Linked DNA regions of Homo sapiens: all the other regions are linked to region 2. Evidence: chromatin loops called from intact Hi-C (ENCODE). Cell type or tissue: heart left ventricle. All regions are shown on one strand. Each heading gives the region's core, and the rest is flanking DNA. Links, peaks and the distances in the headings are about the cores only.

Evidence for each region. A loop is a pair of places that touch in the nucleus more often than their neighbours do. Peaks named below come from ENCODE experiments on the same cell type or tissue, not always from the same donor. Only the 100,000 strongest peaks of a DNase experiment are listed, where the experiment ranks them.
Region 1: it touches region 2 in a loop (2.4-fold over the local background); 7 of 110 quality-filtered maps call a loop at or near these places.
Region 3: a loop joins it to region 2, with 2.2 times the contacts of the local background. A loop is called at or near these places in 25 of 110 quality-filtered maps.

The regions. Positions count from the first base shown.
Region 1 is chr6:30,000,951-30,011,344 of GRCh38, forward strand. It overlaps the pseudogene POLR1HASP, the pseudogene HCG4P3 and the pseudogene HLA-J. Among named protein-coding and RNA genes, the nearest start is that of HCG9, 31 kb to the left of the region's middle. In heart left ventricle, for the core only: a CTCF peak has its summit at 5,957; DNase peaks (open chromatin) are centred at 5,611, 6,171 and 6,371; H3K4me3 peaks cover 1,809 bases; H3K27me3 peaks cover 1,601 bases.
Region 2 is chr6:29,922,143-29,932,536 of GRCh38, forward strand. HCG4B (HLA complex group 4B) reads right to left here and starts at 5,073. Exons shown (of 1, transcript NR_001317.3): 1 at 2,450-5,073. It overlaps LOC124901298 (a long non-coding RNA gene), which reads right to left. Exons shown (of 3, transcript XR_007059541.1): 2 at 6,297-6,595; 3 at 6,056-6,114. It also overlaps the pseudogene HLA-K. In heart left ventricle, for the core only: no CTCF peak of the experiment used is centred there; DNase peaks (open chromatin) are centred at 3,779, 4,349 and 4,979; H3K4me3 peaks cover 1,740 bases; H3K27ac peaks cover 1,411 bases.
Region 3 is chr6:29,980,317-29,990,710 of GRCh38, forward strand. No RefSeq gene overlaps it. Among named protein-coding and RNA genes, the nearest start is that of HCG9, 10 kb to the left of the region's middle. In heart left ventricle, for the core only: no CTCF peak of the experiment used is centred there; no DNase peak of the experiment used is centred there.

The DNA.
Region 1 (10,394 bases), core at 2,934-7,933, 80 kb after region 2:
AAAAAGAAAGGAAGGAAGGAAGGAAGGAAGGAAGAGGATATGGAGTGATTCACATTCATGTGGAATCAACGACACATTTATTTATTGTTTGCCTCAGGGCTATTGTAACACCTGTGCCCTCTATAGTATAGGCTTAAGACTGTACTGGACATACTGCATATCCTTTAGGATATTAAATCAGCACATTTCATTGACAACTTCATGTTGACTGGAGTAGATGAGCAGCAGGAAGAAAGTGCACTGTAGTCCTTTGCAAAACACACGCACCCCACAAGGTGAAGATAAACCTTATACAGCTTCAAAGGTGGGCACTGAAGTGAAGTTTTATGGGTGAACAAGTGCCAAGTGTTTAGGGGAATGCAGGTGTGTCCCCTCCAAGGTAAAAGAAAAACTGTTGCATCTTGCATCCTCACCAGAAGCAAGGAAGCACACTGCTTGGTGAGCCTCTTTGAATTATAACAACACCACATTCCACATCTAGACATTTTGCTTTGGCCCACAGTCTAGGTGACATAGGAGGATGCCAGCTTCAAGTGGGGCCTACACAGGAAAGGACCCTGCAGCAGATCCAGGCCATGGTACAAGCAGCCACCATCCCTCAGACCCCTGGGGCTGGTGGTGCCAGTGGTGGGGAAAGACACAGGATGGAGCTGAACCAAGCACCAGTGGGAGAGTCACAGTGGAGGGCCTGGGATTCTGGAGTAAGATCATGTCATCCACAGCAGAGACACATGCCCCCTGTTAGAAGCAACTTTTAGTGTTCCTTGTCCTGATTCAATAGAATGTTTGACCACGGGATACCAAGCAACTACGGGGTTCCAAGTGCCTGTGTGACCCACAAAGTCATAGATGGTACAGGCCCAACAGCATTCATCATCAGGTGAAAACAGTCCACCTGGGTTGAGCTTGAATCCCTTGCTGACACCCACAGAAAACACCCAAGTCTGAAGTGGCACTGAACTACCAAACAGACAAATGGCAGTTAGCCAGCTTTCACCATGGGTCAGCCCAGGCCTGGTAGGATGAGTGCATGAATGGAGCAACCACAGTGGCAGGCATGAGGCTCCGTAAGGGGCCAGCAGCACTGACTTCCCCACACCAAGGCAGATCCAGCTGCTGCCACCTCTGAATGTCCAACTCATCAGCAATTGAGGCCCATGATGTGCCCTAGTGGGGCACTATTTCTTTACATGACTACCCACTAAGTAACAAGTTGACTACATTTAGCTACTTCCAACCTGGAAGGGCCAGAGTTTCATCTTCACAGGGTTAGGTACCGATTCTATGGGTGGGTTTTCCTGTCCTGCTCTCAGACACAGCCAGCACCACTCTCTGGGTGCTGTTGACATTCCTGGTCTGCAGGCTAGGCAGTGCTCCTAGCCCATTATCTGCCTGAAGGACCCACTTTGCAGGGAAAGTTTCAGTGTTTCCACGGCTGTGGGTTCCACTAATCCTATCACCATCTGCACTACCCAGGAGCTGCCAGCCACAAGGAAGGCTGGACAGGTCTTCTACAGGCACAACTCAGTGCCAGCCTGGAGGAAGCACTCTGAGGGGTGGGTGCCATCTTTCAGGACACAGTGCATTGTTTGAATCAGAGACGTCTCTAGAGTTCTGTGTTCTCAATAGGAAGAACATGTGTGTCCAGAAATCAAAAGGCGGAAGCAGGTTTGGCTCCATGTCCAATCTCTTAGATTCACTCAATGGGGTATTTCGCATATTTTATCTCCCAACACTGGGCTGTGCAGGATACGAGGTTCTGGTTTCCAAAGGAGTGTACCCCTAAAAGGAGACAAAAGACAGCCCACTGAACTACACATTACTTTAGTCACCAGAGAAGTTTGGACAGTGTGTGCCCAGATACCACTTGGTGAGAAGAAGATTCTCCTCCTCTCCAGGCCCAGGTAATAAATAGATCCTCATCCCCAGGAGAAGGCATGGCTGTTTCACACAAGGGTAGAAGTGTGTGTGGAAACCAGAGATCCACCTGGGAGCCTTCTGGTTTCCCTTGCCCCATTGTAAGTGTGAGCAGAATCATCCAGCAATTCAGCCTGAGAGGATTTGATTTCCAAGGGCCCAGACCCGTCAGGGCAGAAGGTTTGAGTCACACTTGTGGGCAATCTCCCAAGGCCCTGCTCTTGTGTTCTGACATCCTCAGTACATTGGTGCTGAGGCCCTCTTCCCATGGGCTGTTCCCAACGACTGATGGGTCATACCAGTGACACTAAGGCAGGACATTCCTAGGAGACAGGGGACTCCTCTGATGGCCAATTGTAGCTCGAGGACTCCTCTATGGCCTTGCTCAGTGAAGTCCTCAGATGATGCAGGCCTAGGCTGACAACTGGACTGCAACCTTGTGAGAGGCCCTGAGCCAGAAGCACTCAGGGAAACCTCTCCTGGATTTCTGATCATTGGAAACTGTGGGAGATGAGGAATATTTGTTGTTCTGAGCTGCTAAGTTTTACATAATTTGTTATGCATAGTAAATAACTAATACATTTTCACAAGACAGGATGCATTATTACATGTTAATTTGCATTTGCTCTAAATTTATCATCATCATTATTATTATTTTTGAGACAGGGTCTCACTCTGTCACCCAGGCTGGAGTGCAGTGGCATGATCACCATGCACTGCAGTGTCGACCTCCTGGGCTCAAGGGATCCTCTGACCTTAGCCTCCTGAGTAGCTGGGACTATAGTCATGAACCACCATGCCAGGCTAATTTTCTAGTTTTTTTGTAGAGATGAGAGTTTCACCATGTTGCCCAGGCTGATCTTGAACTTCTGGAGTCAACAAGTCTGCCTTCCTCTGCCTTCCATAGTGCTAGGATGGCAGGCGTGAGCCACCACCCCTGCCTAACTTAATTATAAGACATTAAACATGTAACTTAGTTTTAAAAGGAAAGGAGAAGTTCCATGGCTGAAGAGGATGTATTTTATTATCGTTCACAATGATCACTTTACTTGAACTTCAATTTCCAACTGTGTCCCAATTAAACACAAAAGGAAGATTCATCCCTTGCTAGAGTGATTCTATGATGGCCCCAACAACCACCTCCTGGTCATTCACCTTCCCCCAGTTATTCAACCAACTCTAATGTAGGTGCTGCTGTGAAGGAATTTAGCAGACATAATAAAGGGGCTCAATTAGTTGACTTCAGGCTGGGTTTATGCTGCTTGGACTGTCCTAATCAGGAGAGTCCTTGAAAGGACTGGGTTCTTCCTGAGCATAGAGATTCACAGTGTGAGAGGGATTCAGCATGAGGGGTTTCCTCCACTGTGGGCTTTGAAAATGAAGGGGCTGTGTAGGAAACAACACTGGTGGGCACCAGGAATTGAGTACAGCCCTCCCTGTTCTCTACATTGACAGCCAGCAAGGAACAGGGACCTCAGTCTTAAAACTGCAAGAAAGCACATTCTGCCACCTCTGTATAAGCCTAAAGGAGGATTCAAAATGAAGACTCAGATTTGGGAAGCCTGGAACAGAGATTCCATCTACATCATGCCCAGATTTCTGACTAAGGTACTATAAACAGATAAATGGGTGTTTTTTGGCCAGGCGTGGTGGTGCACTCCTGTAATCCTAACATTTGAGGAGCTGACACAGGAGGATCACTTGCAGCCAGGAGTGTGAGACCAGCCCAGGTAATACAGTGAGACACTCGTCTCTACACTTTTTTTTTTAATTAGCTGGGTGTGGTGGCACTTGTCTGCAGTCCTGTCTACTCTGAAGACTGAGGCAGGAGGATTCCTTGAGCCCAGGAGTTTGAGGCTGCAGTGAGCCATGATCATGTGACTGCACTTCACGCTGGATGACAGTTTTTAGAGACTCTGTCTCTAAAAACAAATAAATGAATACAATAAATAAAAACAAATAAATAAATACAATAAATGGGTGTTGTTTAAAGCCAATGTTTGTGATAATTTTTTACACAGTCTTATAAAATTCATACACAGGCTCAACAGACTAATGGAATGAACTGATGAATTGATATATACACTAGTTACATAAAATAAAATCTTTCTGAACTTTTTCAGTGTTTTGCATTTTATAATTATCTGTGATGCAATTTAATATACTCATATTTCATTCATTCAGTCAACAAAAATTAATTTAGTCCCTACAATGAACCAGGTATCCCCTCATATGCTCACGTGCCTGACATTCTAGAAGCTTCACAAGACCAAGGTGGAGCCACTGGAGTGTTTTAGGTGGAGAAATGACACACTTTGACTCACATTAGCAGGACCACTGTGGAGAGAACAGTCACGTAGCAGGTAACGGGAGAGTGCCAGTGTCACAATTCAGGAGTGACAGTGTGATGGGGACTAAGGGGAGAGGAGGGGCTGAGTGATAAGAGGGACGGAGGGAAGGGCTGGAGAAGCAGTAGGTGAGGAAAAGGAGTAGAGGGATAGAATTCAAAAGCAGCACAACTCTTAGGTTTGAACACTTTTTTTAATGGTATTTCAATAGATCCATCTACAGAGCCTCGCAGGGTGTTACTTGCAGTTGGCCTTTAATACCTTAAGTGGGTCTGCTTAAAAACTAATTGTTTTTATGTTAATCAGGTTTTAAAAATACTAAGTGTTCCTAAGAAATATACACACCACTTAGATGTGGATACTTCCTAAAAACAGGCAGTGCATGAGCACTGGTGATGGACATTGTGACTGCATCGAGCGCTTGCAACTTTGAGGTGAATGAAGTCTGTACTGACTCCTGGTTGCAACACATAGGAACACAGTGGCTACTTTGTATTGAGGAGATGTCCTGGACTCACAGAAACTCAGGGCTATGGAATAAAGGTAAATTTAAAACACCACAAGCGGGAGTCACAGATACCTTGTTTGCAAAAGTGAAACTTAGGAGCTTTGTGAGTCCTGTTGTAATGCTTTTAGACACTTTATATATCAAGGGGCCAAAGTCACATGTTTTTACCGATTAGATTCCTGATCATTCAGGGGTTACCAAGATTCTGCTACCCACTGTAGTTAATACACAAAAAGCAAACTGGTCTCTATACTATCTCATGCACCCAGGCACAACTTTTCCAGATTTAAAGAAAAAGAAAAAAGAAATAAAAGAAAAAAACCTCTGTCTCTACACCTCCATTCCCAGGGAGAGCTCCCTCTCTGGCACCAAGCTCCCTGGGGTGAGTTTTCTTTTTGAAGAGTCCAGGGGAACAGGTAAGCAGCGGGGAAGCAGGGAGTCCATTTCAGGGACAGGAATTCCCGGATGAAAAGTGAAAGGAGAGGGACGGGGCCCAAGCTGAGGGTTTCTTCCTGGTTTCTCGGACAGCTCCTGGACCAAGACTCAGGGAACATTGAGACAGAGCGTTTGTCACAGGAGGAGCGGGGTCAGGGCGAAGTCCCAGAGCCCCAGGCATGGCTCTCAGGGTCTCAGGCCCCGAAGGCGGTGCATGGGCTGGGGAGGTGCAGCATTGGGGATTCCCCATCTCCGCAGAGTTTCTCTTCTCCCTCTCCCAGCCTGCGACGGGTCCTTCTTCCTGGACACTCACGACGCGGACCCAGTTCTCACTCCCACTGAGTGTCGGGTTTCTAGGGAAGCCAATCAGCGTCGCGCGGCCCCGGTTCTAAAGTCCCCACGCACCCACCGGGACTCGGAGTCTCCCCAGACGCCGACGATGGGGTCATGGCGCCCCGAACCCTCCTCCTGCTGCTCTCGGGGACCCTGGCCCTGGCCGAGACCTGGGCGGGTGAGTGCGGGGTCAGGAGGGAAACGGCCTCTGCCGTGAGGAGCGAAAGGTCCACCTGGCTGGGGCGCAGGACCCGGGGAGCCGCGCCGGGAGGAGGGTCGGGCGGGTCTCAGCCCCTCCTCGCCCCCAGGCTCCCACTCCATGAGGTATTTCAGCACCGCCGTTTCCTGGCCGGGCCGCGGGGAGCCCAGCTTCATTGCCGTGGGCTACGTGGACGACACGCAGTTCGTGCGGGTCGACAGTGACGCCGTGAGTCTGAGGATGAAGACGCGGGCGCGGTGGGTGGAGCAGGAGGGGCCGGAGTATTGGGACCTACAGACACTGGGCGCCAAGGCCCAGGCACAGACTGACCGAGTGAACCTGCGGACCCTGCTCCGCTACTACAACCAGAGCGAGGCGGGTGAGTGACCCCGGCCCGGGGCGCAGATCACTTACTCCCCGCTCCATGCCTCACGGACGGCCCTGGTCCCCTGAGTCTCCGGGTCCAAGATCGACCCCGAGGCTGCGGGACCTGCAGAGATCCTCGACCCGGGAGAGCCCCAGGCGCCTTTACCTGGTTTCATCTTCAGTTGAGGCCAAAATCTCCGCAGGTTGCTAGGGGCCGGGCCAGGGCTCGGTGGGCGGGGCTGACCGCGGGAACTGGGCCAGGGTATCACATCCTCCAGGGAATGTTTGGCTGCGACCTGGGGCCCGACGGGCGTCTCCTCCGCGGGTATGAGCAGTATGCCTACGACGGCAAGGATTACATCGCCCTGAACGAGGACCTGCGCTCCTGGACCGCCGCGGATACCGCGGCTCAGATTACCCAGCGCAAGTATGAGGCGGCCAATGTGGCTGAGCAAAGGAGAGCCTACCTGGAGGGCACCTGCATGGAGTGGCTCCGCAGACACCTGGAGAACGGGAAGGAGACGCTGCAGCGCGCGGGTACCAGGGGCCATGGGGAGCCTGCTCGATCTCCTGTAGATCTCCCGGGCTGGCCTCGCACAAGGAGGGGAAGAAAATGGAACCACCACCAGAATATCGCCCTCCCTCCTGTCCTGACGGAGAGGAATCCTCCTGGGTTTCCAGATCCTGTATCAGAGATTGACTCTGAGGGCCCACCCTGCTCTTCCTGGGACAATTAAGGGATGAAGTCTCTGAGGGAGTGGAGGGGAAGACAATCCCTGGAAGACTGATCCGCGGTCCCCTTTCACCCCACAGCAACCTTGGGCACCAGGACTTTTCCTCCCGGGCCTTGTTCTCTGCCTCACACTCAATGTGTCGGAGTCTGACTCCAGCTCCTCTGAGTCCCTTGGCCTCCACTCAGATCAGGACCAGAAGTCCCTGCTACCCTGCTCAGAGACTAGAACTTTCCAAGGAATAGGAGATTATCCCAGGCGCCTGTGTCCAGGCTGGTGTCTGGGCTCTGTGCTCCCTTCCCCACCCCAGGTGTCCTATTCATCAGGATGGTCACATGGGCGCTGCTGGGGTGTCCCATGAGGAATGCAAAGTGCCTGAGTTTTCCGACTCTTCCTTTCAGACCCCCCCCAAGACACACGTGACCCACCCCCCTCTCTGAACATGAGGCATAACGAGGTCCTGGGTTCTGGGCTTCTACCCTGCGGAGATCACATTGACCTGGCAGCGGGATGGGGAGGACCAGACCCAGGACATGGAGCTCGTGGAGACCAGGCCCACAGGGGATGGAACCTTCCAGAAGTGGGCGGTTGTGGTAGTGCCTTCTGGAGAGGAACAGAGATACACATGCCATGTGCAGCACAAGGGGCTGCCCAAGCCCCTCATCCTGAGATGGGGTAAGGAGAGAGATGGGGGCGGCCATGTCTCTTAGGGAAAGCAGGAGCCCCTCTGGAGACCTTTAGCAGGGTCGGGGCTGGGTCCTGGAGGTCAGAACCCTCACATTCCCCTCCTTTCCCAGAGCCCTCTCCCCAGCCCACCATCCCCATTGTGGGTATCATTGCTGGCCTGGTTCTCCTTGGAGCTGTGGTCACTGGAGCTGTGGTCACTGCTGTGATGTGGAGGAAGAAGAGCTCAGGTGGGGAAGGGGTGAGGAGTCGGGTTTGAGTTTTCTTGTCCCACTGGGGGTTTCAAGCTCCAGGTAGAAATGTGTTCTGCCTGGTTACCGGGAAGCACCATCCACATTCATGGGCCTACCCAGCCTGGGCCCTGTGTGCCAGCACTTACTCTTTTGTAAGCACCTGTGACAATGAAGGACAGATTTCTCACCTTGATGATTGTAGTGATGGGGATCTGACCCCAGTAATCACAGGTCAGGGGAAGGTCCCTGCTGAGGACAGACCTTAGGAGGGCAGTTGGTCCAGGACCCACATCTGCTTTCCTTGTTTTTCCTGATCCTGCCCTTGGTTTGCAGTCACACATTTCTGGAAACTTCTCAAGGTTCCAAGACTAGGAGGTTCCTCTAGGACCTCATGGCCCTGCTACCTTCCTGGCCTCTCACAGGACGTTTTCTTCCCGCAGATAGAAAAGGAGGGAGCTACTCTCAGGCTGCAAGTAAGTATGAAGGAGGCTGATCCCTGAGATCCTTGGGATATTGTGGTTGGGAGCCCATGGGGGAGCTCACCCACCCCACAATTCCTCCTCTAGCCACATCTCCTGTGGGATCTGACCAGGTTCTGTTTTTGTTCTACCCCAGGCAGCCAAAGTGCCCAGGGCTCTGATGTGTCTCTCACGGCTTGTAAAGGTGAGACCCTGGGGAGGCTGATGTGTGTGGGTTGTTGGGGTAACAGTGGATATAGCTGTGCTATGGGGTTTCTTTGACTTGGATGTATTCAGCACATGATGGGCTGTTGAAGGTGTGACCCCTCACTGTGAGTGATATGAATTTGTTCATGAATATTTTTTCTATAGTGTGAGACAGCTGCCTTGTGTGGGACTGAGAGGCAAGATTTGTTCATGCCTTCCCTTTGTGACTTCAAGAACCCTGACTTCTCTTTCTGCAAAGGCATCTGAATGTGTCTGTGTCCCTATAGGCATAATGTGAGGTGGTGGGGAGACCAGCCCACACCCGTGTCCACCATGACCCTGTTCCCCACACTGACCTACATTCCTTCCCCGATCACCTTTCCTGTTCCAGAGAAGTGGTGCTGGGATGTCTCCATCTCTGTCTCAACTTCATGGTGCACTGAGCTGTAACTTCTTACTTCCCTATTAAAATTAGAATCTGAGTATAAATTTACTTTTTTCAAATTATTTCCATGACGGGTTGATGGGTTAATTAAAGGAGAAGATTCCTAAAATTTGAGAGACAAAATAAATGGAAGACATGAGAACCTTCCAGAGTCCACGTGTTTCTTGTGCTGATTTGTTGCAGGGGAGGAGAGTAGATGGGGCTGTGCCCAGTGTGTGCTCAGGCCACCATGGGCTTTATGTGGTCACAGCTCACCTGGGTCATCTTTGCTGCTCCACTGTCCTTGGCCCTTCAGTAGAACCTTGTCCCACCAGGACCTGTGATCACAGGGACTTGGATGTCACCTAGGGTGGTCCCTACACATCGAAGTCCTTCCGGTATGAAGAGACAAATTTTCAGTCCCCTGTATCTTTTGCCCTCCTTCCAGGTCTCTTTCCTGGATTGTATTTTCCATCTTTTTCCCCAGCCTTCTTAAAGGAAGCAGATTCTGAAATTTGCAGAGAGGAGGGGTCCCATAGTTTCTCATCGTAGGTAACTTTCTGTTGGAACTCCTCTTCTGCTTTCCTACTCTTCTTCCTGCCTGAGTTGTAGTAATCCCAGTGCTGGCTCCAATCCAAACTCATGCATTTATAAAGCAGAGTCTGATTTAGATTTATATGGGGTTGGAAAATTGGACCCACAAGGCTAGGATTATCTTTCCTGAACAGAAAAATATGGCTGTGCGCTGCAGTGTGCAGGAGGGTTGGTGTGGGAGGAGGTGGGAAGGACACACAAGCAGCCCTGGTGAGAAAAGCACTGGCAGCACTGATGTTGGTGTGAGATGATGTTGTTCTTTAGCTACGTTAATAAAGATATTGCCTTTAGAATACAGAGGTGCTCTACAGTGATCATTCATTCAACTGACATTTGTTGTCTGCTAGGTATATGACTGTTTTTGCATTTAGAAAACATCATTAAAGTAAAAACAGAAAAATTTCTGGCCTTGTGGTGTATACGTTCTAGATGCAAGCTTGTCCAACCTGCAGCTCTCGGGCTGCGTGTGGCCCGGGACAGCTTTGAATGTAAGAAGTTTTTTTGCTTATCTGTGGTAGCAAATATCATGAAAATTATGCACGCACATGTTTTTCTTTTTTCTATTCTTTCTGCTCATCAGCTGTCATTAGTGTATTTTATGTGTGGCTCAAGACAATGCTTATTCTTCCCAACTGGCCCAGGGAAGCCAAAAAATTGGACACCTCTGTAGGCAGATGATAGATATAGTATAAGCAGAGTAGGAACAGAAAATGCTTGAGTTAGAAGGTGGCAAGTGCTGTGTGGCAGGTGATCCAGAGGGTGGGCTGTGGGGACAGGAAGGTGGCTGTTGTGCTGGGTGGTCAGCATGGGCCTTGTTGCAAATGTGACCTTGGAGTAAAGATTTGAGGGATGTGAGGAGTTGTCTACAAGGATGTCTGGGAAAGTTCTTTTCAGGCAGGGGAACCTTCAGTGCAGATGCACTAGGGCAGGAAATTGTCTGTGTTCCTGGAAGGAGGA
Region 2 (10,394 bases), core at 2,136-7,135:
AAACTGCCGTGGAACCCGTTTACCTGTGTAACAAACCTGCACATCCTGCATATGTACCCTGGAACTTAACATTAAACTAAATTAAATTAAAGGACAAGATTAAAATGTTAAGGAAAAATAATTAGATTAAAAGCCTTTAACTTAAAAATCCTGAAATAATAGTTTGAATTTTGCTTTTAACATATATGCAAATCCTTTAATACTGCTCCCTTCCAGAGGTGCAGCTGAATTCCCTCTCTTGAGTGTGGCTTGGACTTAATGATGCACTTCTGATATGGCCTGGTTCTGTGTTCCCACCCAAATCACATCTTCAATTGTCATGCGAATTGTAATCCCCAGTATTGAAGGAGGGACCTCATGGGAGGTGATTGGATCATGCTGTTCTAATGATAGTGAGTGAATTCTCATGAGATCTGATGGTTTTATAAGGGGCTTTTCCCCGCTTCGCTCTGCATTTCTCTCTCCTGCCACCATGTGAAGAAGGACGGGTTTTCTTCCACTTCTGCCATGATTGTAAGTTTCCTGGGGTGGCCTCCTCAGCCATGCAGAACTGGGAGTCAGTTAAACCTCTTTCCTTTATAAATTACCCAGTCTCAGGTATTTCTTTATAGCAGTGTGAGAACAGACTAATACAACTTCTGATGGAGCAATGCCGACATAACAGCTTGTGACTCTGGGTGTAGAACCTAAAACTCCCTGCAGCTTCCACCTTCTCTCTCTCTGTCTCTGGGATCATGAGCTCTGGGGAAAGTCAGCTGCTGTGCCATGAGCAGCCCTGCAGCAAGGTCCATCTGGCTAAGAACTGAGGCCTTCTGGGACCCAATTACAATGAACTAGGCCTTTTCCAACAGCCATGTGACTGATCCATGTTTCATGTGAATCCTCAGCCCCAGTGAAGCCCTCAGATGATGCAGGCCTAGACTGACAACTGGACTGCAACCTTGTGAGAGGCCCTTAGCAAGAAGCACTCAGGGAAACTTCTCCTGGATTCCTGACAACTGGAAACTGTGGGAGATGATCAATATTTGTTATTTTGAAATGGTACATTTTACATAATTTGTTATGCAATAGTAAATAACTAATACATTTTCACAAGAGAGGATGTATTATTACATGTTAATTTGCATTTGCTCTAAATTTATCATCATCATTATTATTATTTTTGAGACAGGGTCTCACTCTGTCACCCAGGCTGGAGTGCAGTGGCATGATCACCATGCACTGCAGTGTAGACCTCCTGGGCTCAAGGGACCCTCTGACCTCAGCCTCTTGAGTAGCTGGGAGTACAATCATGAACCACTGTGCCTGGCTAATTTTCTAATTTTTTGTAGAGATGGGGGTTTCCCCATGTTGCCCAGGCTGATCTTGAACTTCTGGAGTCAACAAATCTGCCTTCCTCTGCCTTCCACAATGCTAGGATTGCAGGTGTGAGCCACCAAATCTGGCCTAAATTAATTAAAAGATATAAATATGTAACTTAGTTTTAAAAGGTAAGGAGAATTTTCATGGCTGAAAAGGATGTATTTTATTACCGTTCACAATGATTACTTTACTTGAACTTCAATTTGCAACTGTGTCCCAAGTGAACACAAAAAGAAGATCCAGCCCTTGCTAGGCTGATTCTATGATGGCCTCAACAACAAGCTCCTGGTCATTCACCTTCCCCCCATTATTCAACCAACTCTAATATAGGTGCTGCTGTGAATGGATTTAGCAGATATAATTAAGGGCCTCAATTAGTTGACTTTAGGCTGGGTTTATGCTGCTTGGACTGTCCTAATCAGGTGAGTCCTTGAAAGGATTGGGTTCTTCCTGAGCATAGAGATTCACAGTGTGAGAGGGATTCAGCATGAGGGGTTTCCTCCACTGTGGGCTTTGAAAATGAAGGGGCTGTACAGGGAAGAACACTGGTGGGCATCAGGAATTGAGCGCAGCCCTCCCTGTTCTCTACATTGACAGCCAGCAAGGAACAGGGACCTCAGTCTTAGAACTGCAAGAAACTGCATTCTGCCACCTCTGTATAAGCCTGAAGGAGGATTCAAAATGAAAACACAGCTTTGGGAAGCCCGGAACAGAGATTCCATCCACATCATGCCCAGATTTCTGACTAAGGTACTATAAACAGATAAATGGGTGTTGTTTGGCCAGGCGTGGTAATGCACACCTGCAATCCTAACATCTGAGGAGCTGACACAGGAGGATCACTTGCATCCAGGAATTTGAGACCAGCCAAGATCAAACAGTGAGACACTCATCTCTACAATTTCTTTTTAATTAGCTGGGCGTGGTGGCACTTGTCTGCAGTCCTATCTATTCTGAAGACTGAGGCAGGAAGATCCCTTGAGCCCAGGAGTTTGAGGCTGCAGTGAGCCATGATCATGTGACTGCACTTCACCCTGGATGACAGAGGGAGACTCTGTCTCTAAAAACAAATAAATCAACAATAATTGGGTGTTGTTTAAAGTCAATGTTTGTGATAATTTGTTATGCAATCTTATAAAATTCATACACAGGCTCAACAGACTCGGAATGAATTGATATGCACACTAGTTACATAAAATAAAATATTTCTTAATTTTTCAGTGTTTTACATTTTATAACTTTCTGTGATGCAATTTAATACATTCATATTTCATTCATTCAGTCAACAAAAATTTAGTGCCTAAGATGAACCAGGTATGCCCTCATATGCTCACGTGCCTGACATTCTAGAAGCTTCACAAGACCGAGGTGGAGCCACTGGAGTGTTTTAGGTGAGGAAATGACACACTCTGACTCACAGGAGCAGGACCACTGTGGAGAGAACAGTCACGTAGCAGGTAATGGGACAATGCTAGAGCCACAATTTAGAAGTGACAGGGTGGTGGGGACTAAGGGGAGAGGAGGGCCTGAGGGATGAAAGGGACAGAGGGAAGGGCTGGAGAAGCAGGAGGTTAGGAAAAGGAGCAGAGGGAAGGAATTGGAAAGCAGTAGAATTCTTAGGTTTAAACACATTGTTTTATAGATTTTTATTACATCCATCTACAGAGCCTCGCTCAGTGTTCTTTGCAGTTGGCCTTTAATACCTAATGTAGGACTGCCTAAAAACTAATGTTTTTTATGTTAATAAGGTTTAAAAAACACTTAGTGTTCCTTCTTTGCAGTTGGCCTTTAATACTATATTTGGGACTGCCTAGAAACTAATTTTTTTTAATTAATCAGGTTTTAAAAATACTAAGTGTTCCTATAAGATATACACACCACTTAGACGTGAATACTTCCTAAAAACAGGCAGCACATGAGCACTGCTGAGGGGCATTGTGACTGCATTGAACACTTGCAACTGTGAGGTGAATAAAGTCTGTACTGGCTCCCGGTTGCAACATATAGTAACGCAGTGTGCTACTTTATATTGAGGAGATGTCTTGGACTCACCCAGTAACTCAGGGCTGTGGAATGAAGGTAAATGTAAAAAACAAGCGGGAGTCACAGATACATTGTCTGCGAAAGTCAAACTTAGTAGCTTTGTGAGTCCTGTTGTAATGCTTTCAGACACATTTATGTATCAAGGGGCCAAAGTTACATTTTTTTACCGATTAGATACCTGATCATTTAGGGGTTGCCAAGATTCTGCTACCCACTGTAGTTAATAAACAAAGAGAAAACTTGTCTCTATGCTGTCTCATGTACTCAGGCACAACTTTTCCGGATTTAAAGAAAAAAAAAACAAAAACCTGTCTCTACGCCTCCATTCCCAGGGCGAGCTCCCTCTCTGGCATCGAGCTCCCTCTCTGGCGGCGAGCTCCCTCTCTGGCGGCGAGCTCCCTCTCTGTCACCAAGCTCCCTGGGGTGAGTTTTTTTCTAGAAGAGTTCAGGGAAATAGGTAAGGAGTGGGAGGCAGGGAGTCCAGTTCTGGGACGGGGATTCCGGGATGAAAAATGAAGAGGGACGGGGCCCATGACGAGGGTTTCTCCCTGGTTTCTCAGACAGCTCTTGGGCCAAGACTCAGGGAGACATTGAGACAGAGCGCTTGGCACAGGAGGAGCGGGGTCAGGGCGAAGTCCTATGGCCCCAGGCGTGGCTCTCAGGGTTTCAGGCCCCGAAGGCGATGTATTGATTGGGGAGGCCCAGGGTTGGGGATTCCCCATCTCCGCAGTTTCTCTTCTCCCTCTCCCAACTTATGTAGGGTCCTTCTTCCTGGACACTCAGGATGTGGACTCAGTTCTCACCCCCATTTGGTGTCGGGTTTCTAGCGAAGCCAATCGGCGTCGCTGGGGTCCCTGTTCCAGAAGTCCCCGCGAACCCATTGGGACTCAGATTCTCCCCAGACGCCGAGGATGGGGTCATGGCGTCCCGAACCCTCCTCCTGCTGCTCTTGGGGGCCCTGGCCCTGACCGAGACCTGGGCGGGTGAGTGCGGGATCCGGAGGGAAATGGCCTCTGCGGGGAGGAGGTAGGGGCCCGCGCACTGGGGCGCAGGACCCGGGGAGCAGCGCAAGGAGGAGGGTCGGACGGGTCTCAGCCCCTCCTCGCCCCCAGGTACCCACTCCATAAGGTATTTCAGCACCGCCGTGTCCCGGCCGGGTCGCGGGGAGCCCCGGTACATCGCAGTGGGCTACGTGGACGACACGCAGTTCGTGCGGTTCGACAGCGACGCGGCGACTCCGAGGATGTAGCCGCAGTCGCCGTGGTTGGAGCAGGAGGGACCGGAGTATTGGGACCGGAGCACACGGAACATCAGGCCCGCGCACAGACTGACAAGAGTGAACCTGCCCATGCCGCGCCGCTACTACCACCAGAGCTAGGCCGGTGAATGACCCCGGCCTGGGGCGAAGGTCACGACCCCTCCTCATCCCCCACGGACGTCCCGGGTCCCCCCCGCGAGTCTCCGGCTCCAAGATCCACCCCGAGGCTGCGGGACCCGCCAGATCCTCGACCCGGGAGAGGCCCAGGCGCCTTTACCAGGTTTCATTTTCCGTTTAGGCCAAAATCCCCGCGGGTTGGTCGGGGCGGGGGCGGGGCTCGGTGGGCGGGGCTGACCGCGGGGGCGGGGCCAGGGTCTAACACCCTCCAGATAATGTATGGCTGCGACTTGGGGCTGGAAGGGCGCCTCCTCCGCGGGTATGAACAGCACGCCAACGATGGCAAGGATTACATAGCCCGGAACTAGGACCTGCGCTCCTGGACCGCGGCGGACATGGCGGCTCAGATCACCAAGCGCAAGTGGGAGGCAGAAGAATTTGCAGAGCAGATCAGGGCCTACCTGGAGGGCACGTGCGTGGAGAGGCTCGCAGACACCTGGAGAACGGGAAGGAGACGCTGCAGCTCACGGGTACCAGGGAACACAAGACGCCTCCCTGATCGCCTGTAGATCTCCTGGGCTGGCTTCCCACAAAGAGAGAAGGAAAATGGGACCAACACTAGAATGTCGTCCTCTCTCTGGTCCTGAGGGAGAGGAATCCTCCTGGGTTTCCAGATCCTGTACAAGAGAGTGACTCTGAGGGTCTGCCCTGCTCTCTGATACAATTAAGGGATGAAATCTCTGAGGAAATGAAGGGAAGACAATCCCTGGAATACTGATGAGGGGTTCCCTTTGACACCAGCAGCAGCCTTGGGCCCCGTTACTTTTCCCCTCAGGCCTTGTTCTCTGCTTTACACTCAATGTGTGTGGGGGTCTGAGTCCAGCTCTTCTGAGTCCCTCAGCCTCCACTCAGGTCAGGACCAGAAGTCACTGTTCCCTCCTCAGGGACTGGAATTTTCCACGGAATTCGGAGATTATCCCAGATACCTGTGTCCAGGTTGGTGTCTGGGTTCTGTGCTCCCTTCCCCACCCCAGGTGTCCTGTCCATTCTCAGGATGGCCACATGCGTGCTGCTGGAGTGTCTCATGAGAGATGCAAAGTGCCTGAATTTTCTGACACTTCCTGTTAGACCTCTCCCCCAGACACATATGATCCACCATTCCGTCTCTGACTATAAGGCCACCCTGAGGTGCTGGGCCCTGGGCTTCTACCCTGTGGAGATCACACTGGCCTGGCAGCAGGATGGAGAGGACCAGACTCGGGACATGGAGCTTCTAGAGACCAGGCCTGCAGGGGATGGAACCTTCCAGAAGTGGGCAGCTGTGGTGGTGCCTTCTGGAGAGGAACAGAGATACCCGTGCCATGTGCAGCATGAGGGGTTGCCCAAGCCCCTCACCCTGAGATGGGGTAAGGCAGGAGATGAGTGGAGGGGGGGTCATGTCTCTTAGGAAAGCAGGAGCCTCTCTGGAGAACTTCAGCAGGGTCGGTGCTGGGGGCTGAGGGTCAGGGACGCTCACCTTCCCCTTTTTTCCCAGAGCAGTCTTCTCAGCCCACCATCCCCATCGTGGGTATCGTTGCTGGCCTGGTTCTCCTTGGAGCTGTAGTCACTGGAGCTGTGGTTTCTGCTGTGATGTGCAGGAAGAAGAACTCAGGTAAGGAATGGATGAGGAGTGGGGTCTGAGATTTCTTGTCCCACTGAGGGTTTCAAGCCCCAGTTAGAAGTGTGTCCTGCCTGGTTACTGGGAAGCACCATCCACACTCATGGGCCTACCCAGCCTGGGCCCTGTGTGCCAGCACTTACTCTTTTGTAAAGCACCTGTGACAATGAAGGACAGATTTATCACCTTGATGATTATGATGATGGGGACCTGATCCCAGCAGTCACAAGTCACAGGGGAAGGTCCCTGCTGAGGACAGACCTCAGGAGGGCAGTTGGTCCAGGACCCACACCTGCTTTCCTCATGTTTCCTGATCCTGTCCTAGATCAGCAGTTACACTTTCAGGAAACTTCTCTGGGATCAAAGGCTAGGGGGTTTGTTTAGGGCCGTATGGCCCTGACTCCTTTCTGGCCTCTCATAGGACATTTTCTTCCCACAGATAGAGTGAGCTACTCTGAAGCTGCAAGTAAGTATGAAGTGGGCTGATCCCTGATCCTTGGGATATTGTGGTCGGGAGCCCATGGGGGAGCTCACCCAACCCCAGATTCCTCCTCTAGCCGCATCTCCTCTGGGCTCTGACCAAGTCCTGTTTTTGTTCTACCCCAGGCAGCGACCATGCGCAGGGTTCTGATGTGTCTCTCACGGCTTGTAAAGGTGAGACACTGGGGGACCTGATGTGGGGGGGTGTTGGGGGCAATAGTGGACGCAGCTGTGCTATGGGGTTTCTTTGAATTGGATGTATTGAGCATGTGATGGGCTGTTTAAAGTGTCACCCCTCACTGTGACGGATATGAATTTGTTCATGAATATTTTATTTTATAGTGTGAGACAGCTGCCTTGTGTGGGACTGAGAGGCAAGATTTGTTCACGCCTTCCCTTTGTGACTTCAAAAACCCTGACTCTCTTTCTGCAAAGGCACCTGAATGTGCCTGTGTTCCTGTAGGCATAATATGAGGAGGTGGGGAGACCAACCCACCCCCATGTCCACCATGACCCTCTTCCCTCATGCTGACCTGTGTTCCGTCTCCAATAATTAATCATTCCTGCTCCATAGAGGTGAGGCTGAGATGTCTCCATCTCTGTCTCAACTTTATGTGCACTGAGCTGTAACTTCTTACTTCCCTATTAAAATTAGAATCTGAGTATAAATTTACTTTTTCAAATTCTTGCCATGAGAGGTTGATGGGTTAATTAAAGGAGAAGATTCCTAAAATTTGAGAGACAAAATAAATGGAAGACATGAGAACCTTCCAGAGTCCACATGTTTCTTATGCTGATTTGTTGCATGAGAGGAGAGTAGATGGGGCTGTGCCCAGTGGGTGCTCAGGCCACCGTGCGCTTTATGTGGTCACTGCTCAGCTGGGTCATCTTTGCTGCTCTGTTGTCCTTGGCTGTATGATCCGTCCCTACGGGGCTTAGCGGGTTTTCTCCCCGTGTGCGGAGATGAGAGATTGTAATAAATAAAAGCACAAGACAAAGAGATAAAGAGAAAACAGCTGGGCCCGGGGGACCACTGCCATCAAGATGCGGAGACCGGTAGTGGCCCCGAACAGCTGGGCTCGCTGATATTTATTGCATACAAGACAAAGGGCAGGGTAAGGAAGGTGAATCTTCTAAATGATTGACAAGGTGAAGCAAGTCACGTGATTACAGGATAGGGGGCCCTTCCCTTTTAGGTAGCATATGTCACCATTTTCTTTTCTGCACTTAAGATCAAAGACTTTAAGACTTTCACTATTTCTTCTACCGTTATCTACTACAAAATTCAAAGAGGAACCAGGAGTACAGGAGGAGCATGAAAGTGGACAAGGAGCATGACCACTGAAGCACAGCACCACAGGGAGGGGTTTAGGCCTCTGGATGACTGCAGGTAGCTCTGGATAATATCCAGCCTTCTACAAGAAGCTGGTGGAGCAGAGTGTTCCCCGACTCCTCCAAGGAAGGGAGACTCCCTTTCATGGTCTGCTAAGTAACAGGTGCCTTCCTAGACACTGGTGTTACCACTTGACCAAGGAGCCCTCAAGTGGCCCTTATGCGGGCGTGACAGAAGGCTCATATCTTGCCTTCTAGGTCACTTCTCACAATGTCCCTTCAGCACCTGACCCTATACCCGCCGGTTATTCCTAGGTTATCTTAGTAATGCAACAAAGAGTAATATTAAAAGCTAATGATTAATAATGTTTATAATAATGATTGATAATTGTTCATGATCATCTCTATATCTAATTTGTATTATGACTATTCTTATTCTAACTATTTTCTTTATTATACTAAAACAGTTTGTGCTTTCAGTCTCTTGCCTCGGCACCTGAGTAATCCTCCACCCACACTTGGCCCTTCAGTAGAACCTTGTCCCACCATGACCTGTGATCACAGGGACTTGGATGTCACCTACGGCAGTCCCTGCATACCAGGGTCCTTGTGGTATCAAGAGACAAATTTTCAGATCGTTCAAGCTCTTGCCGTCTTCCCAGGGCTCTTTCCTCATTGTATTTTCCATCTTTTCTGCAATCTTTTTAAAGGAACCAGATTCTGAAATTTGCCAAGAGGCAGGGTCCCATAGTTTCTCATCATAGGTAACTTTCTGTTGGAACTCCTCTTCTGCACTCCTACTCTTCTTCCTGCCCTGAGTTGTAGTAATCCTAGTGCTGGCTCCAATAGAAACTCATCAATTTATAAAGCAGAGTCTAGTTTAGATTCATATGTGGTTGGAAAATTGGACCCATAAGCCTAGGGTTATCTTTCCTGAAGAGAAAAATATGGTTGTGTGCTGCAGTGTGCAGTAGAGTTGGTGTGGGGGGAGGGAGGGAGGGAGGGAGGACACACAAGCAGCCCTGGTGAGAAAAGATCTGGTGGCACTGATGTCAGTGTGAGATGATGTTGTTCTGTAGCTGCCACAAAAATAAAGCATTTGTCCTGAGGCTACATTAATAAAGATATTGCCTCTAGAATAGAGTGGTTCTCTATGATCATTCCTTCAACTGACATTTGTTTCTGCTAGGTATATGACTGTTTTTGCATTTAGAAAGCATCATTAAAGTAAAAACAGAAAAATTTCGGGCCTTATGGTGTATATGTTCTAGATGCAAGCTTGTCCAACCCGCAGCTCGTGGGCTGCATGTGGCCCAGGACAATTTTGAATGTGAGGACTTTTTTGCTTATCTGTGGTGCACCTGAGTCCCGGAGTGAGTGCACCCACCTCCCTCAGGGTCAGGAGTGAATGCTTTAGGAACCCTCCTTTTCAGTGACCTGAAAAAGATAGAGGGCACACTTACTGTGATAACCCAGAGTATCAGTCAAGGGGGCTTGACCTTCAAGGAGTTATGGGAAAGCTTAATAAAGGGTGGTGTCCCAGGGTCAGAAAAGATGGGCAGACAGCAAGAGCACTGCTTGATATCTATGATAAGCATGTAAGAATTGAGGAGCCCTCTCCCTCTCCCTCTCCCTCTCCCTCTCCCTCTCCCTCTGCCTCTCCCTCTCCCTCTGCCACGGTCTCCCTCTCCCTCTCTTTCCACGGTCTCCCTCTGATGCCGAGCCGAAGCTGGACTGTACTGCTGCCATCTCGGCTCACTGCAACCTCCCTGCCCGATTCTCCTGCCTCAGCCTGCCGAGTGCCTGCGATTGCAGGCGCGCGCCGCCACGCCTGACTGGTTTTCATATTTTTTTGGTGGAGAAGGGGTTTCGCTGTGTTGGCCGGGCTGGTCTCCAGCTCCTAACCGCGAGCGATCCGCCAGCCTCGGCCTCCCGAGGTGCCAGGATTGCAGACGGAGTCTCGTTCACTCAGTGCTCAATGGTGCCCAGGCTGGAGTGCAGTGGCGTGATCTCGGCTCACTACAACCTCCACCTCCCAGCCGCCTGCCTTGGCCTCCCAAAGTGCCAAGATTGCAGCCTCTGCCCGGCCGCCACCCTGTCTGGGATGTGAGGAGCCCCTCTGCCTGACTGCCCAGTCTGGAAAGT
Region 3 (10,394 bases), core at 2,016-7,015, 58 kb after region 2:
ACAATGAGAACACATGGACACAGGAAGGGGAACATCACACTCTGGGGCCTGTTGTGGGGTGGGGGGAGAGGGGAGGGATAGCATTAGGAGATATACCTAATGCTAGATGACGAGTTAATGGATGCAGCACACCATCATGGCACCTGTATACATATGTAACTAACCTGCACATTGTGCACATGTACCCTAAAACTTAAAGTATAATAATAATAATAATAATAATAATAATAATAATAATAATAATAAAGACCAAAAAAAAAAAAGAATGTTTGTGCGGACAGCTACGCTCTAAGAATCCAGCTCTCTTGGGCTCCAAGCTCAAGCTCTCTGGGGCTTCACCCAGTGACAATGGCCGGAAGGACAGGACACAGTGAAATGGCACCAGTGAGTCAGAGGCCAAAGGAGGATTTCTGGCCCCAGCGCGCAGGATGTGCTTTGTTATAGTGGGGTTGGGATAGCGGAGCGGAGGCAAGGACACTCTGGGAATAAATGGCGAGAAAAAGTGCGCTAGGGAGGATCCAAAGCCTTCAGACTTCTTCCTTTCCTTCCTGTTGGGTGGGAGGGGACCAACATGGTCCCTGGTGGGGAGGTCCGTGGGATGCAGAGAATGGGGTCGCTGCAAAGGGGCGTTGCGCGCCCCACGCAAGGCTTCTGGCACTCTTCTCCTAGCTACTACTGATGAGTTCAAACTAGCAGGAGACTAAGACGTGTCCTTTGCAATGTAGACTCCATATCTTGCACTTCGGCTGGTTTACTAAATCCATCTTAATAAAACACAAAAACAAAGAACCAAATTCTGCGTGTGATATTTCTGACCTCTAGAAGGTCCTCCCTCTCCCCATTCCTCGTGGGCTCCCTTCTTGCCCCGCCCCCTCCGCTTTGTCTCCACTTCTCCATCCCTGTCCATCTCTGGACCCCGCTCCTGAGTATCTCCCCCCTTCTTCAGAGGACTTCCCCTCATGGAGTACAGACTCCTCCACCTCCAGGAAAAAGAGACAAAGTCCACTGAGAAGGAACTGAGAGACTCCTGTTACTCCACCCCTGAAGTCAGCCTGTCCCACAACGCTCACTCAGGCTGCATGTGTGTGTGTGTGTGCCTGTGTGTGTGTGCCCGTGTGTGTGAATCTGTGTGTGAGAGTGTGTCTAAATATGTGTGTGAATGTGTGTGCGACTGTGTGTGCCTGTGTGTATCAGTTAGCGTGTGTATCTGTATATGAGAGAGAGTGTGTGTGTATGTGTGTGTGTGTGTGCGTGAATGAGAGTCAAAGTGCTAAACCTGGCATCCAGGAAACCTCCCCACCTTGGCACTGCACGCAGGAGTCAGTGTTATGTGCACCTGTGCTTTTATTTCAGGAGCTGAGACAATTGTATTAATCAGATGTGCAGAGAGCCAAGGGCCCCACGCTGGAAAGCATCAGAGAGGAGGGTGAGATTGGAGGAGCCCCTGACTCCAAGTCTCTTGATCACTCTTACACAGGGATCTTGAAAAAAAAGTGCAGGACACTCCGTTCTCTCCTGGGAGTGACAGGGAAGCCAGAGCCACTGTGCGTGTCAAATTCCATCAAAGAAAAACCATTATAGCAAAACTTCCATGTCACAGTTTTAAGCCTGCACAATGACTCAAATAGAACCAATACCAAAAAAACAAATTCCTAGCTCAGGTGAGGTCAGTGAAGTTGGCTGTCAGGTGTAAAGGAAACTGCAGGTATAAAGAAGGACACCTGTAGATAGGGCTGCAGCCCAGTCGCCCCTGCATCTTAGGGCGCCTGGAAAGGACTGTCTCCATTCAATAGTGCAGGGTGAGGACATTTTGGGGGAGAAATATAGACTGTCCTTAGACCCCTGGGGTTTGTACATTTACTTTCTGACTTTTTAGCTGTTGACTTCATTTTTGAACAAATTACAGTTACATAAATTTGCTTTGACTTTAAGTGTAAAACAGGAAAATATTCCTGAAACAGGAAACAAGGGCCAAGTGACCTGCACTGTCACCCCCCTCTGTGGCTCCCTGATGCAACACAATTGTGAGCCAACAAATCTATGGCTAGGGAAACAGTCAACTCCATTTCTGCAAATGTTTCAGATGTTCCTTCTTGCTGAGTAATGTTCTAGTTTTACCCCAGCCTTAATATTTTAAGTCTATATTTTCCCAGCTGTTTTTTTTGTTGTTGTTGTTGTTTTTGAGAAGGAGTCTCATTCTGTCACCCAGGCTGGAGTGCAGTGGCACGATCTCGGCTCACTGCAACCTCCGCCTCTCAGGTTCAAGCGATTCTCCTGCCTCAGCCTCCCCAGTAGCTGGGATTACAGGGGCCCGCCACCACGCTTGGCTAATTTCTGTATTTTTAGTAGAGATGGGGTTTCACCGTGTTGGCCAGGATGGTCTCAATCTCCTGACCTCGTGATCTGCCCGCCTCGGCCTCCCAAAGTGCTGGGATTACAGGCATGAGCCACTGCGCCAGGCCTTGTTGGTTTTTAAATAATGCATGTATATTTATTATTTGGTTTGTTGTAGTAAGCCATCTGGAATCAACTGTGGAAATAAATGAATGGTTCTCTATTAAATAACTGCTGAGACCATCTGAAAAATGTATTAACCCCAAAACCAATCACTTCACACTCGTCTACTGCCTCCTCCCCAGAGCCATTCTCTCTAGGATAGTAAATCCGACGGGCCTTCCAGCTGGGCTGCCTGCTGCATCTCATGCAGCTGTCCATCACCCACACAACAGGCAGAGTGAAGCTTTCGAATGGGAATTAGAGCCCATCCTCACCACCACATCCCAGAGACACTCCAGCCTCTTCCCTTCCTCTCTCCATTTCCTATTAGCCCCTCAACACGGGGCCCCTCTGGCCATTCTGGCCTCATCTCACCACTCTCAGCCCAGATCACTCATCTGCACTCGCACCAGTCTCTTGTCACTGCTCAATCCTGTCTCTGCCACCGGCCCCTGCTGGTACTCCCACATGCACTTGCTCCCTAGGGATCCACATGGCTCACTCCTCATGCCATTCAGTTCTCTGCTCAAATGTCCCTTAGTCAAGTTCTCAGGAACCTCTTATCCAACAAAATATATCTCCTGCCATCCTCACCACCACCAATCTTCTAACCCGAGTATATTTTCTCCATAACAATTATCACTGATATTAGAATAAATTTGAAAGTTGTTGTCTGTACCACTAAAACATATTATTTGAGGCCAGGACCTTGTCCAGCCACCACTTGTATCCCTAGCATCTAGAACATACCAGTACAGAGGAGGGGCTTAACAAATAAGAGGTGAATGATGGGTGAATATAATTGGTATGCTGCTTTTGATAAGCAATTTTATAACATGTGTGTCCGAGGCGGGTGGATCACCTGAGGTCAGGAGTTCGAGACCAGCCTGACCAACATGGTAAAACCCCGTCTTTTCTAAAAATAAAAAAATTAGCCAGGTGTGGTGGTGCACGCCAGTAATCCTAGCTACTCGGGAGGCTGAGACACAAGAATGACTTGACCCTGGGAGGTGGAGGTTGCAGTGAACCGAGATTGTGCCACTGCACTCCAGCCTCAGTGACAGAGTGAGACTCCATCTCAAAAACAAAGCAAAAAAAGTTCATGCAGTTTGACCAAATAATTTATATTTGAGAAATCTATAATTCTACAATGAAATGCAAAATATAGAAGAATCTTTAGGTATAAGGATATTAATCAGATATTATTTACAATAAGGAAGAAGAACTTGTAAAAGAAGAGTAGCTGGGTCATTTTTTGGAAATAGTATACAGCCAGGAAAAGTACTGTTTAAGAAGAGTTTATGATAACATATAAAGTTGCTTATTGATAATAATAAAATTTGAAAAGCAAGATTCAAAATAACTCATACAGTGTGACTGCACTAAGTCATCCTGCACAGACACCACATGCACAGAAACCAGGGGTGGAAACTCAGGGGGCAGCTGCAAAGCACAGCTCCAGGGCCCCTTTTCACTGACGTCTCTGAGGCTCTGCCAGGCAGAGGTTCATCCGGATCCTCCCAGTGGGGACACAGGTGTTTTCCATCTTTCTGCTTCACTACATTTTTTATATTTTCTGTAATTGAGCAGATTCTACTTTCTAAAAGGGTAAAATGCTGATTATGAAGTTTTACAACATTTGAAATACAATTTTAATGAAAAAGTCCAAATGTCCTGTCCCAACTCAGGTCACTTTCTCTTTTTTTAGAGATAGGGACTTGCTCTCTCACCCAGGTTGTAGTGCAGTGAGTTGATCATAGTTCACTGCCGCCTTGAGCTCCTGGGTTCAAGTGATCCTGCTGCCTCAGTCTCCAGAGTAGCCAAGACTACAGGAAAGCCCCAAAATGACCATCTAATTAAAAAAAAAAAATTGAACAGAATACATCTCACTGCTTCCCAGGCTGGTCTTGAACTCCTGGGCTCAAGTGATCCTCCTGCCTTAGCCTCCCCAGTGTTCTAGGATAACATGGGTGAGCCACTGTGCTCAGTCCTAACTTAGCTTGAAGCAAAGTCTCCTCTCCATGTCATAGGGCAAAAACTCCAGCTGATGGAGCCTTCAGAAAGAAGAAATAAACTCTTCCTCCACAATGCCTCATCCATCCCTGGGTTATAGGCGTCGGCTGAATGATAAAGTCAACACTGAGAATATGATCATTTTAGATTACTGATTGTCATTTAATTTTAATTCCACCACACCTGAGAGAGTGGGATGGATTCTTTCTTTTATTATGATTTGAGCATCTGAGTCCCTTCCATCCTGAACATCTGACATGGGTGCTTCAAAAATGTAGGTCTTGAGACTTAAAGGGCACTTGGTCTCCTGAGCAGGCCCCCTGCATGCGCCACACCCACTAAGGCTCCATAACAGTGGGAAGAGCAGCCACAGTCAGAGCCCAGGTGGGTTCACACTGAGGGACCATCCACATCCAGGGTACGCTGAGGAGGGGCTGAGGTGAGAATCCAGCCCCTGCCTAGGCTCTGGGTGAGAGGTGGGCAGGACAGTCAGCTACTGAGTATTACTGGAGCTATTGCCTTTTTTCTCCTGAAGACCCCACCCCTGCACACACCAAAACTTTACATTCTTTGTGGAGCAATTTTCTTTTTAGAAATGTAAACACCCCCTAATCTTAAAGCCACCCAATATCACTCATAGTGACACCGCAGTAGGATAAGCTCTTAACTCCCACCAAATTAGCCTCAGAGTTGTAGTTTTTGTTTGTTAGACATGGGGTCTTACTCTGTCATCCAGGCTAGAATGCAGTGGCATGATCACGGCTTACTGCAGCCTCGAACTCCTCGGCCCCAGAGATCCTCCCACCTCAGACTCCTGAATAGCTGTCACTAGAGGTGAACGCCACAAGCCCCAGCTAATGTTTTGTGTTTTTTGTAGAGATGGGGTTGTGCCATGTTGCCCAGGCTGGTCTCTAAGGCCTGGGCTCAAGTGATCTGCTGCCCCGGCCTCCCAAAGTGCTAGGATTAGCATGAAGCCCCACACCAGGCCTGCAGCTGAGTATTTGGAGCTAAGGCAGGAAGTTGCTGTGGAGTTTGTACCCAGCTAATTTGAAAGGTGGTCCTGAAAGGTAAAGTGCGATTAGGTGGACCTTGGTGGGGAAGCATAGATGTTTCTGGTGAGAAGAGAACAAGATAGATGGGAAGCTTCTAAAAGTGAACATCAGTGGGCCCTGTGCTCACACAGCACTGGGATTTGGAAGACCTTTTCCCACCCACTTTTGGCTTGTGAGCTTTTATTCCACCTTCTTGTCTCCTAGGTCATTGCAGGAAATCCCTTCATTTGGTAAACATTTATCAAACACCTACCATGTGCTAGGCATTGTGTTAAAGGAGCTGGGGCTGAGGTAAGAGGAACCAAACCCCCCTTGCCTTCAAGGTTAAGCCGTCTTGCTCAGGCAGAGATCAGTAAGGAAACTCTTTATTTATTTATTTATTTATTCATTTATTTTTTTAGACAGAGTCTCACTCTGTTGCCAGTAAGGAAATTCTTACACAAATGGTTGGCAGAATATGCAACTTGCTTTGCGGATGCACATGTAGACCATCTGCTCTGACCAAGGAGTCACAGAAGCTTCATAAGACACAACATTTGAGCTGCGTTTTGAGGTATAAATAGGAGTCTGACAGGCATCCAGGACAGGAGAGCATTGCTCAGAACCCAGGACATGAATTTTTCTCTCCTAGGCCAGGCCAGGACTCAGACTAAGCTGACTGAGGAGCCAGGTGCTTCCTGGCAAGGAAGTGTGTCCCATATATGACTATCCAGAAGTCACAGCTGCTCAATATTGAGTCTTGAGACAGAGAGAGAGAGGCCTGATTTGAAATGCAGAATTCTGCTGGGGGCCCGTTAAAATGCAGTTTCTGATTCAGTAGGTCTGAGGCAGGGCCTGAAAATTGCATTTCTAACAAGTCCTCAGGTGATGCCAATGCTACTTGTCCCAGGAACACACTTTGAGAATCACCACCCTAAGGCAATCCATATTGATTTCTAATATCAGAAGAGGGCTGACAGGCAAAGGTATAGGATAAACTAGACCATGCATGGGCCATCTTGGAGAGCACCCCACCCAAGTCTGCAGCATTTGATTTCCTTGGGATCCCGGGAATGGCAGACACCCAGGAAGGAATCAAATGTGGGGTTACAGGGCAATCCAGAGGCTGAGCTTCACACAGCATCTGGGGTTCCCACTACTTCACAAGTGGCCCCCACACCCCCAATCCTTCCCACCCCTTATGAAACTGACCTACGAGTCTTGCTCTGCTGTCCTGGGCTGTTTGGGCCTGGGATGTGAGCTCTGACTATACCTTCTGATCCAAATACAGGGTGACCTCATATGACACATACTTAGAATGGGCTCATAATGAGAACCTTCCAAATTCAGCAAATGGATTCAATCGTGTGTTTTCCAGGAGAATTACCAAGTGTTCTCTTTTCTAAATATCACATACTTGAGCTCACATGGACAGTAGAGGAAGTTCTGAGCCTGCTGAAGCCACAATTGGTACATTGGACCCCGTAGAATTCCTTGTAGATTGGGCTTCACCATTTACATCAGGATTTGGTCAAAATTTCCTTCACCAAACCGGTTGCATTTGTGAAGTAACCATGCTCTCATTTTGACTTTTAATGAATGAAAGACAGACACACACATAAAGAAAGATAGTGCAATGAAAAAGAAAACAACATACTGAATTAAAGTGACAGGAAACATCCTTGTTTGAGAAGTGATATAATTTTTAGACAGTTTTTTTTTTTAATTAAGGAAGGTAAGAGAATTAATTCTGTTAGGCTCTTTTTTTAAGTTTTTTATTTTGAAGGATTTGATTTTGTTTGTTTTGTCTGCCTTGGAATTATCTTTTATTTTATGTTTTGACTTGGCTCAAAACTCAAAAAGTTAAAAGTCTCTCTCTTATGCTACCCCATCTTGACAGGCAGCTATTTATATCAGTTTCTTGCTTATTCTTTCAAAGGCATTTTATGCATATGCAAGTCAATCTAAATGTATATGTATATAATCTTTCTCCCATTTCACACAAATTTTAGCAAACTACATATGCTTTCCTGCACCTTGCCTTTTCCCTTCACATTGTATCACAAAGACCATCACATGAAGAAATACCAAGAGCTTAGCTACATCTTTGTTTGAAATTTTCATGATACACCATTGTATATATATGCAATATTTAAAAAAAAAATAGAGATTGCTTCTTTTGAGTGCGGTGCTTTTTAATCAGCCCCCTCTTGATAGGCATTTGGATTATTTCTTTCAGAGAACAATTTTGCATCATGTAACATCATATGGAAAAGCTGTAGTGACCCCACTCCTATATGCATATTCTAGGGAAACTCACATATCTCTGAGAGCAGGAGGCAATGTCCCAGGATGTTCATTGCAGTGAGGTCTACAATAGAGAAAATCTAAAGGTCAATGAAGAGGGAAAGAGAAGAATTGTAGTATATTCCTCCCATGGAATACTATCCACCAATGAAAGCAAATGAACTATTTGTATGAACATAGATTCATGTCATAGAACATGTTAACTGAAAAAGCAAGCAAATGAATGATAAAATTAGCCAGAAACAATTTATAAGAAGTCTAAAAGCAAAGCCAGGCAAGGTGGTGTACACTTGTAATCCTAGCACTTTGGGAGGTCATGGTGGGTGGATCGCTTGAGTTCAGGAGTTCAAGACCAGCCTGGGAAACATGGCAAAAACCCTCTCTCCAAGAAATACAAAAATTAGCCCGGCATGGTGGAGCATAGCTATACCCCCAGCTACTTGGGTGGCTGAGGTAGGTGTATCGCTTGAGCCTGGGAGGTTGAGGTACAGTGAGCTGTGTTTGTGCCACTGCACTCAAGCCTGGGTGACAGAGTGAGGAGACCTGTTCTAAAAAAACAAGTCTAAAAGACTTCAAACAAAGAGATTTCCTAAAACTTAGTAAAAATATAAAGGCATACACTAAATTCAAGTCACACATCCTCTTGCAATTCTTGATTTGCTCAGTACAGTACTGACTGAAACATGTGCATATCAGAGCTGTGAAAAATCAAGGCTATCTACATATATTTCTATTATTTTTCTATGTATACTACATATAGCCAATAATATTAAAATGTCGCCAATTGACAAACCTGGGTGGTGCCTTCACAAAGATTTTTTATAATTTTCTATTCTTTCTTCCAGCTGGAACTACTTTGAATTAATGTTTGTGAAGTGAATCCACAGGAACTGAGCAAAATAAGAAAAGAGTTATTGAGTGTGAGGAAAGCTGCACAGAGGTACAGACAGATGGAGAGATGACAATACTGAGCATGTCAGTGACCTTCACAGTAACAGACTTCCTGGAGGAGTGTGAGCTTGAGCCAGAATGAAGAGGATAAAATATAAAAGAGGGATGAAGGAGTGGGGACTTTAGGGGGCAAATATGGGATTGAGTAGGCCAGACTGGGAAGCGTGGATGGATTCTAAACATTCCACTTTAGGTCTAGCACTTAGAGAAAGAGAAATCATGTTTATTTAGCTCCTTCCACAATCTTTAGAGAAATCTTCTGAAACATTACAAAAAAGACACATGAATGGCCAATAGTCATCAGGGAAAAATGCAAAGTAAAACCACAGCGAGAAACCACTAAGCACTTATTAGAATGGCTGAAATTTAAGTGATTAATAAATATAAATGTTGTCAAGGATGTGAAACAGTCTCATCCACTGCCTATAAGAATATAAAACAGCCACTCTGAAAATCACTTTTATATCATCTAATAAAGTTAAACAAGCTAGTACTCTATGGCTAGCATTTCCACTCCTAGGTATTTACTCAAGTGAAATAAAGATTATGTCCAAGAATCCCTGTACAATAATGTCCATAGTTCATTTGTAACAATAAAAAACCGTGAATACCCCCAAAATGTACAAAAAAATTGTGACTCAGTGATACAATGCAATACTACCAGCATTAAAAATGAATGAATTACTGATACATGCAACAAGCTGGGCAGACCACATAGATATTACACCAAGTGCAAAAAGCTAGGCACAAGGGAGGCCATATGGGATGAATGGATACGTATGAAGTTTTGAAACAGGAAGAGCTACTCTATCATGATAGTCATCAGATCAATGGCTGCTGGGGAAAGGGGGCTAATTTGAAGGCAGAAAAATAGAGAACTTCGTGTATCTTCATAGTGGCATGGGTGCTATGGCTGTATTTGTCAAAATTCATTGATGAATTTGATACAGATCTGATCATTTCAGTATATGTAAATTTTACAAGTTTAAAATGCTTACAATAAAAATTTAAACGTTAGTAATAAAAAATAGTAATTGAAAATATTAGCAACAAAATCCAACAACAGATCAAAACAATACACCATAATCACGTGAGTTTTATACCCAGGATGCAAGGATTGTTTGACATATGTGAATCAAAATATGTCATATACCGCATCAACAGAATGAAGGACATAAACCATATTATCATCTCAATAGATGCAGAAAAAGCATTTGGTGAAACTAAACATTGCTTCTTAATGAGAACTCTCAAAGGAGTTCCTCTGACAAAGGAACCAAGAATATACACTGGGGAAAGAACAGTCTCTTAAATAAATGGTGCTGGGAAAATGCTACCAGATGCAGAAGAATGTAACTAGACCCCTGTCTCTCACCATATACAAAAAATCAACTCAAAAGGGATTGTAGACTTAAACGTAAGACCCAATACTGTAAAACTACTAGAAGAAAACTTATGGGAAACATTAGTCTAGGCAAAGATTTTATGGCTAAGACCTCTAAAGCACAGGCAAAAAAAGTAAAAATAGACAAATGAGACTATATTAAGCTAAAAAGCTTCTGCACAGCAAAGGAAACATCCAACAGAATGAAGCAA